Regions from separate parts of the Mus musculus genome. Here all the other regions are linked to region 2. The links are chromatin loops, found by intact Hi-C in ENCODE. Cell type or tissue: heart. All regions are shown on one strand. Region 1 holds the start of Stil (Scl/Tal1 interrupting locus). Region 2 has its middle 8.4 kb from the start of Pdzk1ip1. Region 3 overlaps Stil (Scl/Tal1 interrupting locus).

Region 1 (5,000 bases), 99 kb after region 2:
TCGCTGGAGGGAACCAAAGGGCGCGCCGCGCCTGCTGATTGGCCAGAAGCCCGGCCAGTCCCGCTGCAGGGGCGGTACCACGGTCGTCACGCAACGTCTCAACTGCAGACTGCTGTGACGACCAATCGGAGCCCAGCCTGGGATTAGCGCTCGCCCTATCCCAAGGTTCTTTAAAGAACCGAGGGCGCCATCGCAGCTCTGTGTCACTACTCAGAGGATTTAAACCTTCATTTGGTCAACGGTTAAGTTCCGGTTTGGCTGGCATTGGCCAAACGCATGCGCAGTTAAAAAAAGAAATCCCGGCTGGTTTGCTGGAAGTGCTTCCTGCACAGATTGTGGTCTGACTGCTGGGATCCACTTAGCCAAGCTTGGTTCTCCCCTGTAATTCCTGCGCTCTTCCGAGGCAGGTGCTGAGACAGGAGGCTCGCCACGAGTTAGAGACAAGCTGGAATTATTTAGAGACCCTGTCTCAAAAGACTAGAGTCGAGTGTGGTGGTGCGCCGCCTTAGTCCCAGCTTTGAAGAGGTGGGTGGAGGCAGAGAGGTCTTCTAAGCTACGAAGCAAATCAAAGACCAACTTGGTCTGCATGAGACCCTGTCTCAGGAGAAAAAAAGTTTTCAAGCCCTTAGATGATCAGAGATAGAGGAGGTTAAATTTGCTTTAAGTTGTTTCTAAAATATGATCGATCTTACCAATTTTGGGAAATTCCTTCTCGTTGAACAGAAAATACTGGTGGCTATTTATACTTATTTCCAGTGCTGATATTGGGGACAGTTGTGGTGTGTGATTTATGTGTGCGTGCTGCCAGAGGTCCATGTTGGAGATCTTTGAGATGATCAGGCATTCGTTGTAATTAAAACAAAACAAGAAAAGACTTAAATTAAAAAGGAAGCACGTCTATAGTGTTAGGGGAAGGTAGCAAACGTGTTCTTAGGATTAGTTCATGTTACATTAAACTTTGTGTATTTTTTAAAAGGCAGGTAAAAATCTAAATACATAAAAGACTTTAAATTAATAATGTATCAATGTTGGGTTAATAGAAACAAATGTACATACTTATATAAGATGTTAAAAAAAAAAAGAGGAAAGTGCGTGGGAGGTGTGCTTCATTTATTTTCTGTATATCTGAGACTGTTCTGGGAGGCTAGTATGCAGCTAAGTAGTAGTGTAGGACCCCAGCATGTGCAGGGTCCTGGGTTGAGTGACTAGCACCACACACTAAGTAAATACTTTTAACAGGTAAAATCTGGGGCTGTAGAGATAGCTCAGTGGTTAAGAGCACTTGCTGATCTTGCAGATCATCTTGGTTGCCGGCATCCTGGTTAGATAGATCACAGTTGTCTTCTGGCCTCCTTGGGCACACCCATCCCTGGCTGCCACACATGCATAGCCCATAAATAAATCTTAAAAGGTTATGAAACCCAGTGCTTGTGGTAGTGCACACCGTTAATCCCACCACTGTGAGTTCAAGGCCACCGTGGTCTACAGAGCTAGTTCCAGGACAGCCAAGGCTGTCTTGGAGATCCCTGTCTTAGAAAAAAAAAAAAAAATCAGGAAAAACAAGAGGAAACATCGGAGAAGCTGAAGCATCATGAGAACTCAAGTGTCAGCAAATGGTGAATTAAACATTTTATTGGCACTGGACTTCTAAGCAGGATGTATATGTAATGTTATGCATAAATACTTGTGTGTTTTGAGACAGGGTCTCATACAGTCCATGTTGATCTTGAACTATGGAAGTAAGGATGACCCAGATCTTTCTACCTATGCCCTTCAAGTGTTGGGATTATAGGGGTGGGCCCCACACCTGGTTTATGCCATTCTGAGGCTTGAACCCATAACTATTGTGCATGTTGTATAAGAATCCTGCTAGCCAAAAAACAAAACAAAAAAAAACTACTAAAAAAAAAAAAAAACTGGGTGTGGTGGCGCACACCTTTAATCCCAGCACTCGGGAGGCAGATTTCTGAGTTCGAGGCCAGGCTGGTCTATAGAGTGACTTCCAGGACATCCAGGGCTATACAGAGAAACTCTGTCTTGAAAAAAACCAAAAAAAAAAAAAAAAAAAAAAAAAATCTTGCTAGCTAAGCTACATCCCCTGCTCTGGTGCATAATTACTTTATATCAAAATGGAAAATGGTTGCCCTTGGCAAACAAGATGACTGCCCTGAAGACAACCCGGGTGTTCTTTTTAGTTAGTTTTCTTTGCAGTATTGTGATTGGCATGTTAAGGAAGTAAGTGCTCTGAGCTACATCCTCTGCCCCCAAACTCCTCCTTTTTTTTTTTTTAAAGAAGTATTTATTTTATGTATACATGTACACTGTAGCTGTCTTCGGACACACCAGAAGAGGGCATAGGGTTCCATTTCAGATGGTTGTGAGCCATCATGTGGTTGCTGGTAATTGAATTCAGGACCTCTCCAAGAGCATTCTTAACTGCTGAGCCATCTCTCCAGCCCATTTTTTCTTCAGAGTCAAGGTCTTAGTAAAGTCCTTAGGTTGGCCAGGAACTTGCAGTCTCCTGAGTACAGAGGCTCCTTAGTAGAGAGGCTCCCAGGCTCCTGAGTAGAGTGGGTTACAGGATATTCCATCATGCCCAAATGGCCCACCTGTAGATTCTTTACTGCCACTGCACAACACTTCACAGTTTTTCTCCAGCACGACTGCACCCGAGAACCTTCACTATTTCTGGGGGATACCATTTAAGATGAGCCTCAGAGAACACCAGAGGACCTGGCTCACCTAGGTCATATGGATAGGCATTTCTCCTATGGCTCAGCAGAAAGCTTATTTTGGTGCAAAACGAGGCCTGTGACTGATGGGACTAGAAATACTGCTGTGACTGGTGCAAATACAATTCTTCATTTGCATGCCACATCTACATAGTCCTCCTTGCTATAAAACCAGGCTATTACCTCACTTTTTTAAGCTGGCAGGAAGTACTCTTCTGTGCTGCCCCCTAGTGTTGCAACATGAGACCCAATAAAAGGCTTCTGAAAAATGAAAATTTTAATGGCTTTATTTTAAAATTGGAAAGACGATTTATTTTTAAGAAAGCTTGTATTTCCGGGTATCTTTAAATATTTTCTTTGAGTAATGTTAAATGCAACCAGCCCAATGGTGCCATTTAGTCTCCTGAAATTCATTTTCCTTATCTACATATTGTACACTGTTATGAATGAGAGTGTGTCAGTTTATTAAAAGGCAGTCAAATATTGCTGCACTAGGTATTCTAAAGTTAACATTACTAATAAAGGAACACCATGATCCCATATTTGAAGAGATTAGGGGAACTGATTTGTTAAGTCACAAAAGGCTAAAGATTATACTTTATTTCATTATAGAAATAAGAACTACAAATGCTACCAAGGACCTGTTACACACTGAACTTTGTGTTAAGTGATCATAAGTTTAAATGATGTGGCAAGCATAAAACAAGGAAAGTACTGTTTTACAGGCTAGGTAATAAGAGGTAATTATCCAAACCCAGTATGAATTATTGCTGGATTGCCTGCCAGATTAAATAGACTGACTTCATACTGTGCGATTCTTTGATCCTTATTTAAATATATATTGTACACCAAGACACTGGAGTTTCTGTGGCTACTGACCTTTACAGAGAAAGACTGCTGTCTTGCTCTTATTTGTTTCACAGAGAACCATTTCAACTGTATCATACTTAAAAAAAAAAAAGTATTATTTGGGGCTGTGTATATAGTTTAGTGGTACAATATATAAGTGTTACAATTATACAATGTACAATTATACTAATTATAATTATATTATATATATTTGTTGTACATTAGGGATATAATGTTATATAAATATATAATATAAATAAAGCTAATTATAATGGGAAAAATTCATTCACAATTCTATATCCTAACTGCTGTAGAGTAACCGTGTCCCAGTAACTGTGTTCAAGTTCACATGTTGGAAAAAAGTTTTTGAGCATGATCTCACTATGTAGCCCTGCTGACCTGAAATTCACAGCCTCTTCATCCTAAGTGCTGGCATGAAGGCTGTCAAAATCTTAACTTCCAAGGGGATGGTAGAAAGTGGACGACTGGATGAGTAGATCATGAACAACAGTACTTCCGTGTAGGAGTCCTGCTCATGTACAAGATCCCCAGAGTACTTACTTTTTCCTTTCTACCCTCGACGTCATAAGAACATGGAAGCAGGCCCTCACCTGATACTGAATTGACCAGTGCCTTTATATTAGCTTTCATCACTTCCATAACTATGAGAAATTTTGTTATTTAAAGACTACCCAGTCTGTGGTATTCTGTTATACTGGCCCAAGTGGAAAAAGACACTAACATCAATTAGTTTTGGAGAATGGAGTTTTCTTTCTTATTTTTCCTGCTCTTTCTTCTTCCTCTTCCTCCTCATCCTCCTCTTCCTCTTCTTTTCTTTCTCCTTTTCTCTTTCTTTCTGTCTTTCTTTCTCCCTTCCTTCCTTCCTTCCTTCCTTCCTTCCTTCCATTTTCTTCTTCTTTTATGAGACAGGGTATATGTAGCCCTAGGTGTTGTGAAACACTATGTAGATCAGGCTGACCACAAAGTCTCAGAGATCCTTCTCAGGGCGGGGATTAAAAACATGTGCCACCATGCCTGGCTTGGATCTTTTTTTCTCCTTATTCTCTTTCCATCCTGTCATAGTTAGCTTCAGCTGTTAACATGAAACTAGTCACCTGGAATGAGGGAAACACATGTAACTGTCCAGATCAGTTTGGCCAAAGGCCATGCCTGTGTGGGATTTCATTAACTCTTATTGGATATAGGAGGGCCCAGCCCACTGTGAGTAGTCCCATCCCTAGGCAGGTTGACCTGGGCTGGAAGGTAGCTGAGCAAGTTGATAAGCAGTGTTCCATAAGAAGCATTCCTCCGAAGACTCTGCTTTAGTTTCTGTTTTGAGTTCTTCCCCTGGCTTCACTTGATCATGGGATGCATCCTGTAAACCCTGAATCCCCTCTCTCTCTCTCTCTCTCTCTCTCT
Region 2 (5,000 bases):
AACCTCCTCCAGAAAAAAAAAATAGTACAACTTGTGTTATCTATATACTCACTGGAATGTGGTCAAACTCTGAATCCTTCCCTCCCTGCACCCCTGCTGGAAGCCATCTATTGTGGAGAGCTACACTTCAGCATCCTATCACTGTTTCTTTTTTAATTAGATATTTTCTTTATTTACATTTCAAATGTTATCCCCTTTCCTGGCTTCCCCTCCAAAAACCCCCTATGCCCTCCGCCCTCCCTCTGCTCACCAATCCACCCACTCCTGCATCCTGGCCCTGGCATTCCCCTATACTGGGGCATAGAACCTTCACAGGACCAAGGGCCTCTCCTCCCACTAATGACCAACTAGGCCATCTTCTGCTTCATATGCAGCTGGAGCCCTGAGTCCCACCATGTGATTTCTTTGATTGGTGGTTTAGTCCTTGAGAGCTCTGAGGTACTGGTTAGTTCGTATTTTTGTTCCTCCTATGGGGCTGCAAATCCCTTCAGCTCCTTGGGTTCTTTCTCTAGCTCCTTCATTGGGAACCTTGTGCTCCGTCCAATGGATGGCTGTGAGCATCCGCTTCTGCATTTGTCAGACACTGGCAGAGCCTTCAGGAGACAGCTACCTATCACTGTTTTTTAATAGTTCTCTTCAGTGGCTTCTTGTTTAAGCTGGTTGGGTTTTGTTTTTTGGTTTTTGGTTTTTTGGTTTTTTGTTTGTTTGTTTTGTTTTTGGTTGGTTGGTTAGTTGGTTTTTGTTTTTGTTTTTGTTTTGAGGGAAGTGGCGGTAGGGGTTTTAACAGAATTCTTCCATGTCCCTCTTCCTCAACAGTGCATCCACAGTCATTGATGTCACTGCCAAAGTAGCTAGTTTATTGATTTTTACTGTCCACAGAAGTGTGAATTGTGGGCTTCCACACAGTTTCACACACAGGGATCTCACTTGCAGTAGGGTCATTGACCCAGATAAGACCCTCTATTGCAGCTGAGACCACAGATATCATCATGGCTTCAGGCCACAGCATAGACCAAAGACATTGTTCAGCCTTGGCCAATCAGTTAATAAAGACTTTCTATTGGCTTAAACCCATATCCGAGCGATCTTCTCTGGTGGATCTCACGACAGTGTTTCCTTTACTGTTCACACCATCTCTGTTAGACAGCATTTACTGCCCCATTTCAATTCTAGGGGCTCTTCAAGTACTGTTGCTTTTTTTGGTGTGTGTGTGTGGGGGGGTGTATGTGTGGGTGTGTGCGTGGGTGTGTCCTTCAGAATTAGAAGAGGACACTGTGTCCCTGGAGCTACCTGGTGTGGGTGCTGGGAACTGAATTACGGTTCTCTGGAAGAACAACAGCACTCAGCTATTGCTCTTAGCCTCTGAGCCATCTCTCCAGCCCTAGCCTGGGCTCTTAACAACTCAGGGAGCACACAGCCTAAAAAAGGACCTCTGACTCAGACCAAAACTACATTCCCAATGTCCTCTCCAGTACTGACCCTGTCCATGTCCCACTTCCTGTGGTTGTAAATGCAGCTTTGTTGCACACACGGTCCCCTGGCTCCAGTATCTATCATCCTCACCACCATTCACTGGCGTTCATAATGCCTGTGCAAACTGGGTAAATCGGCCTCTCCATCTAAGTGTCACAGACTGAGGGGTGCGGAACTGGTTAGTGCAGGAGCCAGGGACCTCTCTGTGCCTGGTTCCAACATGTTTCAGCTTGCCTGGGATTGAAGCTGTGGGGATGAGATTCATTTCCGCCTTCCCCTTTCACCTTCCTTCTCTCTCCCTGCCCCTCCTTCTTTCCCTTCCTCTCCCTACCTCTCTCCTGCCCCCAGCAAACAGAGGATATCACCCATAGGATATAGCAGGAGATGCAATAAACATAGGCACAACTGAGAGGTGCCTAAGATAAGGTCTGAGTCTGGGCATGTAAGGAGATCCCTACCAGGAACTCAAAAGCTTCACTGGAACTAGGCAGAGAGGCTCACACCTGTAATCCCAGAACTCGGGAAACTGAGGAGGACCACACCAAGTTCAAGCCTGCACTCCAGATCTCTTGGTTTTTTTTTCCTTTTTTTTCTTTCTTTCTTTCTTTCTTTCTTTCTTTCTCTCTTTCTTTCTTTTTCTTTTCTTTTCTTTTCTTTTCTTTTTTTTTAAATAAATTTAAACAAAACAAAACAACTCTGCTGGTTAGCCTTTCCCATGGAGTGTAAAGCCACCAGATGGCAGCAGAGCTGCCGATTCCAAAACTGAGTATCAGATGACCATCGCTGACCTTCAGCGCTGTGGCGGGGAGGGGTCCGCATGCACATATACATCCGCATCCATGTGGGTGGGAAAATACAGACATATAGATGGACAGGCTTTTGAAGTTTATAGTCCCCTACCTTTGCATCTTTTCACCTTTGCTGCCCTTGACCCTGTCCACCCTTGTCACAGTACTAATGTTAGGTGTTCCGGTGCTGTGGGGCTCCTAAAGATGGAGCTAGAGCCGAACATAGAGAGGTAACCCACTGGCGCACTGAAGCAGGTAAGATATGTGCGGAGAAAACCCCAGGCTGGAGCTGTCTGGTTGGTGTGGGAGGAGCCTGGGAGGAAGAGACACCTTCCCAGGTGCCTTACTTCCTGGACAGTCTTAGGAGCAATGTTAACACATCAGCTACACTGGTTTCTTCCCAGTATGCCTTCAAGGACGATTTTACAGCACCAGTTTCATTGGGCAGGGAGGGACTGGGTGATCTGGAACTGTAAGGATCCCATAAACAGAGCAGCTTGGAGCCAAGCTTGTCTCCCGTGTGCTTGGACAGCAGCTGAAAGCTGAGAAGGTGGGCAAACTGTGGCGCTTAGACCCTAGGCAGGTCTGCCAGGAAACAGGTGCCTGGGCCCCAAGGAAAGTGCTGATGTCTCCAGCCGTGTGCTTGTCTTGAGGCTGGTCTAGGAGGACTAGGAAGCATGTGACTTGGCCTCACGCGCCTCTTTCCCCTGGGCTGGGGAAGGAAGCTCTGCCTGAAGTAGTTAGTAGTCTTGAAGCATAGGCTATTTCTTGCACATTACTCTGAGTATGAAGGAGGTAGCCCTGAAACTCAACCCCTTCACCTGCCACTCCATTCCACATCAGGAACCACCGTTTACTCCACAGCCTTTATCAAAACCATCCACAGTCAGCAAGTTCCCCTTCAAGACTAAACTCAAGTCAGAAGTGCTTCAAACTCTCTCCACCTGGTACAGCCTGGGTGGATGTTTCCCTTCCTGCCTGACTGCTAGAAGCAGAAGAGAAAAGAGAGGAAGCCAGCAGCGGGAATCAAGCTTGGGTGGAGAAGGAGCAGAAGACTGGGCCAGATACAGAGGACAGAAACCAAAACGTTCTAAGAGGCTAAGAAAGAGACAAAGAGAAACTGGATTGCCTAGAGGTCTTACAATGAAAGCGAAGAATGGGGCATGAGCAGGGGTGTGAATCCGTGCGGCCCCGCCCCTGGTCACTCCGGAGCTCCGGGTCCCCTCCCCAGAGGGGGCGGGGCGCGCGCCTCCAGCCCCGCCCCAGGCCCCCAGAGGCCGCCCCTAGGGACCCTGGATGCGGCCCAGTAGATGGTGGGGGGCCCAGCTGGTGCGTTATCAGTTTCTACCAGGAGCCGGACCGAGCCACCGTGCGGCTGACAGTCTGAGATTAGGCCCCGTGAGGGTCATTAAGCAGCGGCCTGGCCCTGGCCCAGCCTCCTGTCCTCCTGATCCGACCAGTTCGGCAGGTGGGAGCTGGCGATAAGGAAGAGGGTCTTGGCGGTTCTGGGGCGGGCGCTCCTTACTCCCAGCCCCTGGTCAGGATGGGAACGCGAGTGGGGGAGGAGAGCTGTAGGTCAGTATCAGCCTAGCCCCTGCAGATGCAGGCACCAAGGCTTTAGGAGCCTGGTAGGGCATCTCCGCAGTTGCTGGGGGACAGGATTAGCTTCGGAGGAAACAAGTCTCTCTTGGTAACACCTCACAGGTGGTTCCGTCCTGGCCCTGGCAAACTTGGGCGGGGATAGGGTGGGGAGAGGGGTTGATTTGAACCCACCTACACTTCCCAGGAACAACTTGAGAGCAGGGGTGGGAAGGAGTGTGATCACCCGCAAGGGAATCAGGTCTGGCTGGACTAAAGAAAGGGAATATTTGTGCCTTAGCCAAAACCTAGCCTCTACTATCTCCTGTTTCTCAGGGGAAAAAAAAAAAAAAAAACAACTGAGCTGCCTGGCTCCTGGCTTTGCTTTCTGCATTGATCAAGGAATAATTTCAGAAAGATAAGAAAAAAAGAATAGTGTTCACACTTCAAACTGGCAGAAATAGGTGAGATGGCATGAGTTACAGGAAAACAAACAAACAAACAGGAGCAACTATCAATGTCCATAAAGCTAAAGACCAGAGAGGGAAAGACTTGTAAAGATCACACAGCAAGGCAGGGAAACCTAAAACAGACGCACTACTTGTCATTTGTTGCTAAGAGCTCTACCTCTGCTGCAGGCCAGACCCTAAACTCCAGGGAGATGATTTGTGGTTACTCCTTAAGACATTCAGGCAAGCCTTAGACCACAAAGTAATTGCCATGACCCTGACAAGGATGCTGTGAAATGGTGAGAAAGGTGGCAAAGAAACAGCTTGAAACAAGGGGGTTCGGGCCACCGTCTCCACAAAGGCCTCTAGGTCTGGAAATGTGTCTATTTGAGGTTTTTACTACAGAAGGACAGATGCTGTTCAATGAGACACACAGATACAGCGGAGGAGCCGGGTCAGAAAGGTACTTGTGTCTTCTCTCCTCTGCCAGACCACGTTCCCTGATTCCCATCTCACCCAGGGCTGAGGATCAGAATACTGGTGAGGACTGGGTTCTGTTCTAGCTTTGCCAGAGATGAGGCAAATCCTCCACACAAGATCATGGAGCTTGGAGTGACAGCAACTCTCCCAAGGTCAAACAGTAGGCTGACAGGAGACTGAGAACACAAGTTTGGGCTTCCTCAGTCTCAGCCCCAGTTTCTTTCCCACCATT
Region 3 (5,000 bases), 58 kb after region 2:
ACTATCTGCGTGGCTGGGAGGCTCCTCTTCATCCTCACTATTGTCACTGCTTTGTAAGAGTCCATACCTCTTCATGTATTTTTTGGTTGCAAATGACATGTTGCTTGGTGAAACTAAGCTAAGCCCCACTGTACTCCTGTCTGAATTAATATGTAGAAGGCCGACAGAGGAGTCACCGTTATTCTGCTTTGACCGAGCAAGAGACAGTTGTGACAGCTGGTTTTCACTTAAGTACTTCAGAGCAATGGCATTGGCCTCCATGCTCAGATCCACACCAGTGGGACTTAGGCTGCTCATGCCAACATTACCAAACGACATGTAGTTTAATCCAGAGATCACTGCTTCCGGGCTGATGCAGGCCAAAACACTGAAAGACACGGCAAAGTAAGGCAGCTTTTTTACCTTATTCAAAATAGCAAAGAGTTTCATTCTGCAAAACTAATAAAAGTTTCCACTTTAATCTTACGAAGGCTTCTAAACTGACTCCCCAGACTTAAGATGGTGCAGGCACAGATTCAGAGCATACATTATAACCAGGAGGTGGCCCATCTTCACGGTCTGAATGCAAATTACTGACTGACTTGCCAGTTTCAAAGTTTTACAAACAGCATGGCCATAGGATGGCTATTGTGAAGAAGCACCATTGCCAAGCTAGGTGTGGTGCTGCAGGCCTGCTATCCCAGCCCCGAGGAAGGATAATCAGTTAAGGCCAATCTAGGCTACACAAAACCTGTTAAAAAGCACAACAAGCCAAACCAACACCCAACACCCCCACTCCCAAAAAAAAAACCAACAACAAAGAAACCTAAAAAAACCAAACCAAACCAAACAAACAAACAAAAAAAAAACCCCAACGTTCTCCCAAATACAAAGTACAACAGAACAGAAAGCAAAAACAGAAAGAAAAGGAATACATTACATTATCCAATATTCACTCCCTAATGGGAGTCTTAATCATGCCTGTAATAAGAAGCTGAGGCAAGAGAATTATGAACCTGGTCTACACAATGAGTTGCTCAAACAAACACGATTCTGCATGGGAAGCATGGGAAATTATGAACCCAAGCAGATATATAAAGTTCTTTCTCATGCTTTTTGTCCTTAAGCATTACCTTAATTTTAAGTATATAAATGTCTTGCCTGTGTGTACATATGTGCATCCTATACATGCCTGTTACCCGAGACTAGGAGAGAGCCCTGGAGCCCTTGGGATTGAAGAAATCACTGTGTGGTCACAGACGTCTGAGTCTGTCTCTTAGTATAGAAATAAAAAAATTGTCAGGGCTTCTGGGATGGCTTAGTTGGTAAAGGCATTTGCTGTTGAGCTCAATGACCACATGGTGGAAAAAAACTGACTCTAAATTGTTCCCTGATATCACAGGGAGAGAGAGGAGAGGAGAGAGAGGAGAGAGGAGAGAGGAGAGAAAGAGGAGAGAGGGAGGAGCAAACAAGTGTATTTTTTTAAAAGAGAAAATATTCAAAAGTGTTAGCCTCATTTTCCTGTACTATTGGTAAAGATTAAAATGAATATAAATATTCGGCAAGCAGTGATAAAGCACCTATTTTTTTTTTTTTTTTTTAAGATTTATTTATTTATTATATGTAAGTACACTGTAGCTGTCTTCAGACACTCCAGAAGAGGGCGTCAGATCTTGTTACAGATGGTTATGAGCCACCATGTGGTTGCTGGGATTTGAACTCCTGACCTTCGGGAGAGCAGTCGGGTGCTCTTACCCACTGAGCCATCTCACCAGCCCCCTAAAGCACCTATTATAACTATTTAAACAAGTACTTGCAGAATGACATATACTTAGCACTTAAACAGTACATAAAAGTTCAGAGAGCATGGGGGCTCAACATACTATATAGTGCATGGGTACAACAGAATATAATGCAGCTATAAGGCACAGGGAAGGGCCTGTGAAGATGCGTCAGTGCCAAGAGCATTTGCCGCTCTTCTAGAGAGCCGGTTCAGTTCCCAGCATCCACGCAAATCACATTTCTAGGAGAATGTGAAAGAAACACACAAAGTAACCATGACTACGACACACTGAAGAATTTGAGGGAAGGGGAACTTTTGTATTTTATCTTATATTTGCATTCTACATACAGAAGGCTTTCAATAAACAGTAAATGAGCAGGCCTGGGACGCAAGCACACACTTTCCAGGAGTGCTGCAACATACCTAACATTTATTCATCTTCAAAACAAAACCTAGTTACCTGGCATGATCCACTTTCTGTTCATTTTTCTTCACTTTAGTGGGAGAGTCGATTTTCACTCCTAGGCTCCTTAGCTGTTTAATAGTTGCACTGAGTACACAATCTTTGTCTACCAGTCCTGAATTGTGTCTTTTTTTCCTTGCATGGTGAGTATTTTGGGTCTTGGCGCATTCACGGTTGGTAACTACCGCTTTGGTAGGTGGTTCTTCGGTTTCTTGGGAGGCGTTACTTAGTAGGTGGTTCACTTGGCCCTATGGAAAGAAAAAGAATGCATCTAAAAATCACTAACCCTTTGAAGATTAAAAAAAAAAAGATTTGTTTATTATTTATTTATGTGCCCGTGTGTGCCTTCGTAGGTGGAATGTAAGTGGTTGTGAGCCACCTGATCGGGAGTCTTCTAATAGAGAGCAAGCTTTGTGAACTGCCCTCTCTCAAGCACACAACTTTAAGATTTTAGGAAACTGTCACAAGGAAGGCTAAATATTATCTTGTCAAATTCCATAAATTACCTAGTATACTTGTAATTACATAGGTTTTTCTCCTTTTTTAGAGCCAAAATTTCAAGAACAAACAAATGTTTGCTCTTACTAAATATCTGATGACTTAGAAAGCTTACCATTTATGTTATCAAAATTTACGAAAAATCTAAACAATTACATATTGTAATTATTGTTAGTGGTCAAAGATGACTCTATTTCAAGATCTCATTCAGTTTAAATCTATGGAAAGCTTAACTAGTATTTCTTATATTAAATAAGCACTTCACAAAAATAAAATGGTCTACTTACCAACAAGTCCTGGTAAATTTTCTGGTTATCTGATGGCCGGTAAGGCTCATCTTTTGTTCCCTGTGGTAATTCAGTGCTGTTACTGGCTCCCTCTGTTGGCGCAGTCTGTAAGCACATGCTCACACTTTCAGCCAGCAATGCATTTGGGAAGAACACAGGAACACCAGGTTCTTTGCTCTGCTCTGAAGAGCTGCTGCAAAGGACACGCAGGGTCAACAGACATCGCAACACTTTTAACATAGACCTGAAGTGCAGTTCTTTGGGAAGAAAGTTGTAAATCCCAAGCAGCGTTTTGCGTGTCAGCTCTTCCAGATCACCATACTGTTTTATTTTAACTTATCTTTCATTGAAGGTTAGAAACAAACTACTGATGCTGTCTACATCTGACGCAGAAAAACCTTTTAGGCTATCTAAACAATTTAAGTATATAATTTGCTCATTTGAAGTTTTAAAATTGAAAAGATCCTTGTCAATTCAAGGTTCATAAGCCACAATTATCATATTATTTAGTTGGTGGTATTACTTTATGTTTTTGGTTTCTTTTTCAACTTTATTTAGAGTTTTTATTACTTTCAAAATTAGAAAAGATAGAATGACTGGGAGGAGCAGCACAATAAGCGCATTTCTTTCCTTTTCTTTCTTTTTTTTTTTTTGGTTTTTTGAAACAGGGATTCTCTGTGTAGCCCTGGCTGTCCTGGAACTTACTCTGTAGACCAGGCTGGCCTCTAACTCAGAAATCCGCCTGCCTCTGCCTCCCAAGTGCTGGAATTAAAGGCATGTGCCACCATGCCCGGCTTTAAGCGCATTTCTTGTTAAAGCACTAACCTGTGGCTCTTGGAGAAAATAGAGAAAAGTGGCTAGGTACGGTGGCACATGACTGAAGTTATTATGTGTTTATGTGCCTGTGTAAGTTTATATGTACCATGTGCATGCAAAGGCCCAGTGAGGCCAGAGAAAGTCAGGCCCCCAGAATTGAAGTTGTAGGTGTTTGTTACATGTCTGAGCCAGAAAAAGAACCAGGGTTCTCTATCAGAATAGTTAGTGTTCTTAACCCCTCAGCCATCTCTCCAACCTCCAAAGATTTACTCTATTTTTACATTAGGTGCATGTGTGTGTGGGTACCTGTGGAGGCCAGAGGCATTAAGTCTTCCTGGGCCTTGACTTACAGGCAGTTGTGAGCTGCCTGACACAGTGCTGGGAACCAAACTCAGACAGATCCTCTAGAAAACCTTCTTAACTGTTCAACGGTATCTCCAGCTCCAATGAGTGTAGTCTTGTCACTTGGGAGGCAGAAGCTGGAGAATCGAGAGTTCCAGGCTGCTAACAACCTTCCCAAGATGAAGTCAAGAGTTGTTTCTGGCAGTGTTTATTCATCCTGCAACACATGACTTCACTGCAGCCTCTGCTCTGAACATATAGCACACGTACTCTGCATTGCATGCTCATCAACACCTTGATATTTCAATGAAAGCTGTCCAAACACTGGCTCAGATTAAAGATTACTGCATGTTATGAACTACAGTGTATGTATGTATGTAAAATATATGTATTATATGTATAGATAAAGTTTTCTATTCTTATAGAAACATAATGGGTGCATGCCTTTAATCCCAGTGGATCTCTGAGTTCGAGGCCAGTCTAGTCTACAAACTGAGTTGTAGGATAGCCAGGGCTACACAAAGAAACCCTATCTCAAAAGAAAAAAAAAAAGTTGAAAGTGCCATCTCTTATAGTTTCAACTATTTAGCCAAGATTTAATTCTTTATGTAAAACTCAACAATCAGACCCATCCCATTACTATAAGTATCTTTTATCTCTGTTATCACTAAATGTTTTACATACCTACTTTATATTCATATTTACAGGGTCATGTTAAAATCTCTCAGGTTAAAGGAGTCACTTGCAGAAAGTTTAAGAAGGCCTTGCTAGCACAGCATCAGCTGTCCACAGTGGCAAGTCTGTAACTGAATTTTCTTCTACCCCTGCTCCT

What was found. Hi-C counts contacts between places; a loop is a spot of excess contacts. Peaks named below come from ENCODE experiments on the same cell type or tissue, not always from the same donor. Only the 100,000 strongest peaks of a DNase experiment are listed, where the experiment ranks them.
Region 1: a loop joins it to region 2, with 2.6 times the contacts of the local background. A loop is called at or near these places in 14 of 42 quality-filtered maps.
Region 3: it touches region 2 in a loop (6-fold over the local background); 21 of 42 quality-filtered maps call a loop at or near these places.

What each region holds. Positions count from the first base shown.
Region 1 is chr4:114,995,145-115,000,144 of GRCm38, reverse strand. Stil (Scl/Tal1 interrupting locus) reads right to left here and starts at 27. Exons shown (of 17, transcript NM_009185.3): 1 at 1-27. In heart, a CTCF peak has its summit at 2,966 (motif pointing left); a DNase peak (open chromatin) is centred at 114; H3K4me3 peaks cover 910 bases; H3K27ac peaks cover 912 bases.
Region 2 is chr4:115,094,577-115,099,576 of GRCm38, reverse strand. No RefSeq gene overlaps it. Among named protein-coding and RNA genes, the nearest start is that of Pdzk1ip1, 8.4 kb to the right of the region's middle. In heart, a CTCF peak has its summit at 2,214 (motif pointing right); DNase peaks (open chromatin) are centred at 2,936, 3,586 and 3,636; H3K4me3 peaks cover 1,969 bases; H3K27ac peaks cover 2,533 bases; H3K27me3 peaks cover 1,220 bases.
Region 3 is chr4:115,036,541-115,041,540 of GRCm38, reverse strand. Stil (Scl/Tal1 interrupting locus) reads right to left here. Exons shown (of 17, transcript NM_009185.3): 15 at 3,011-3,203; 16 at 2,223-2,473; 17 at 1-367. Among named protein-coding and RNA genes, the nearest start is that of Gm52674, 17 kb to the left of the region's middle. In heart, a CTCF peak has its summit at 3,102 (motif pointing left); no DNase peak of the experiment used is centred here.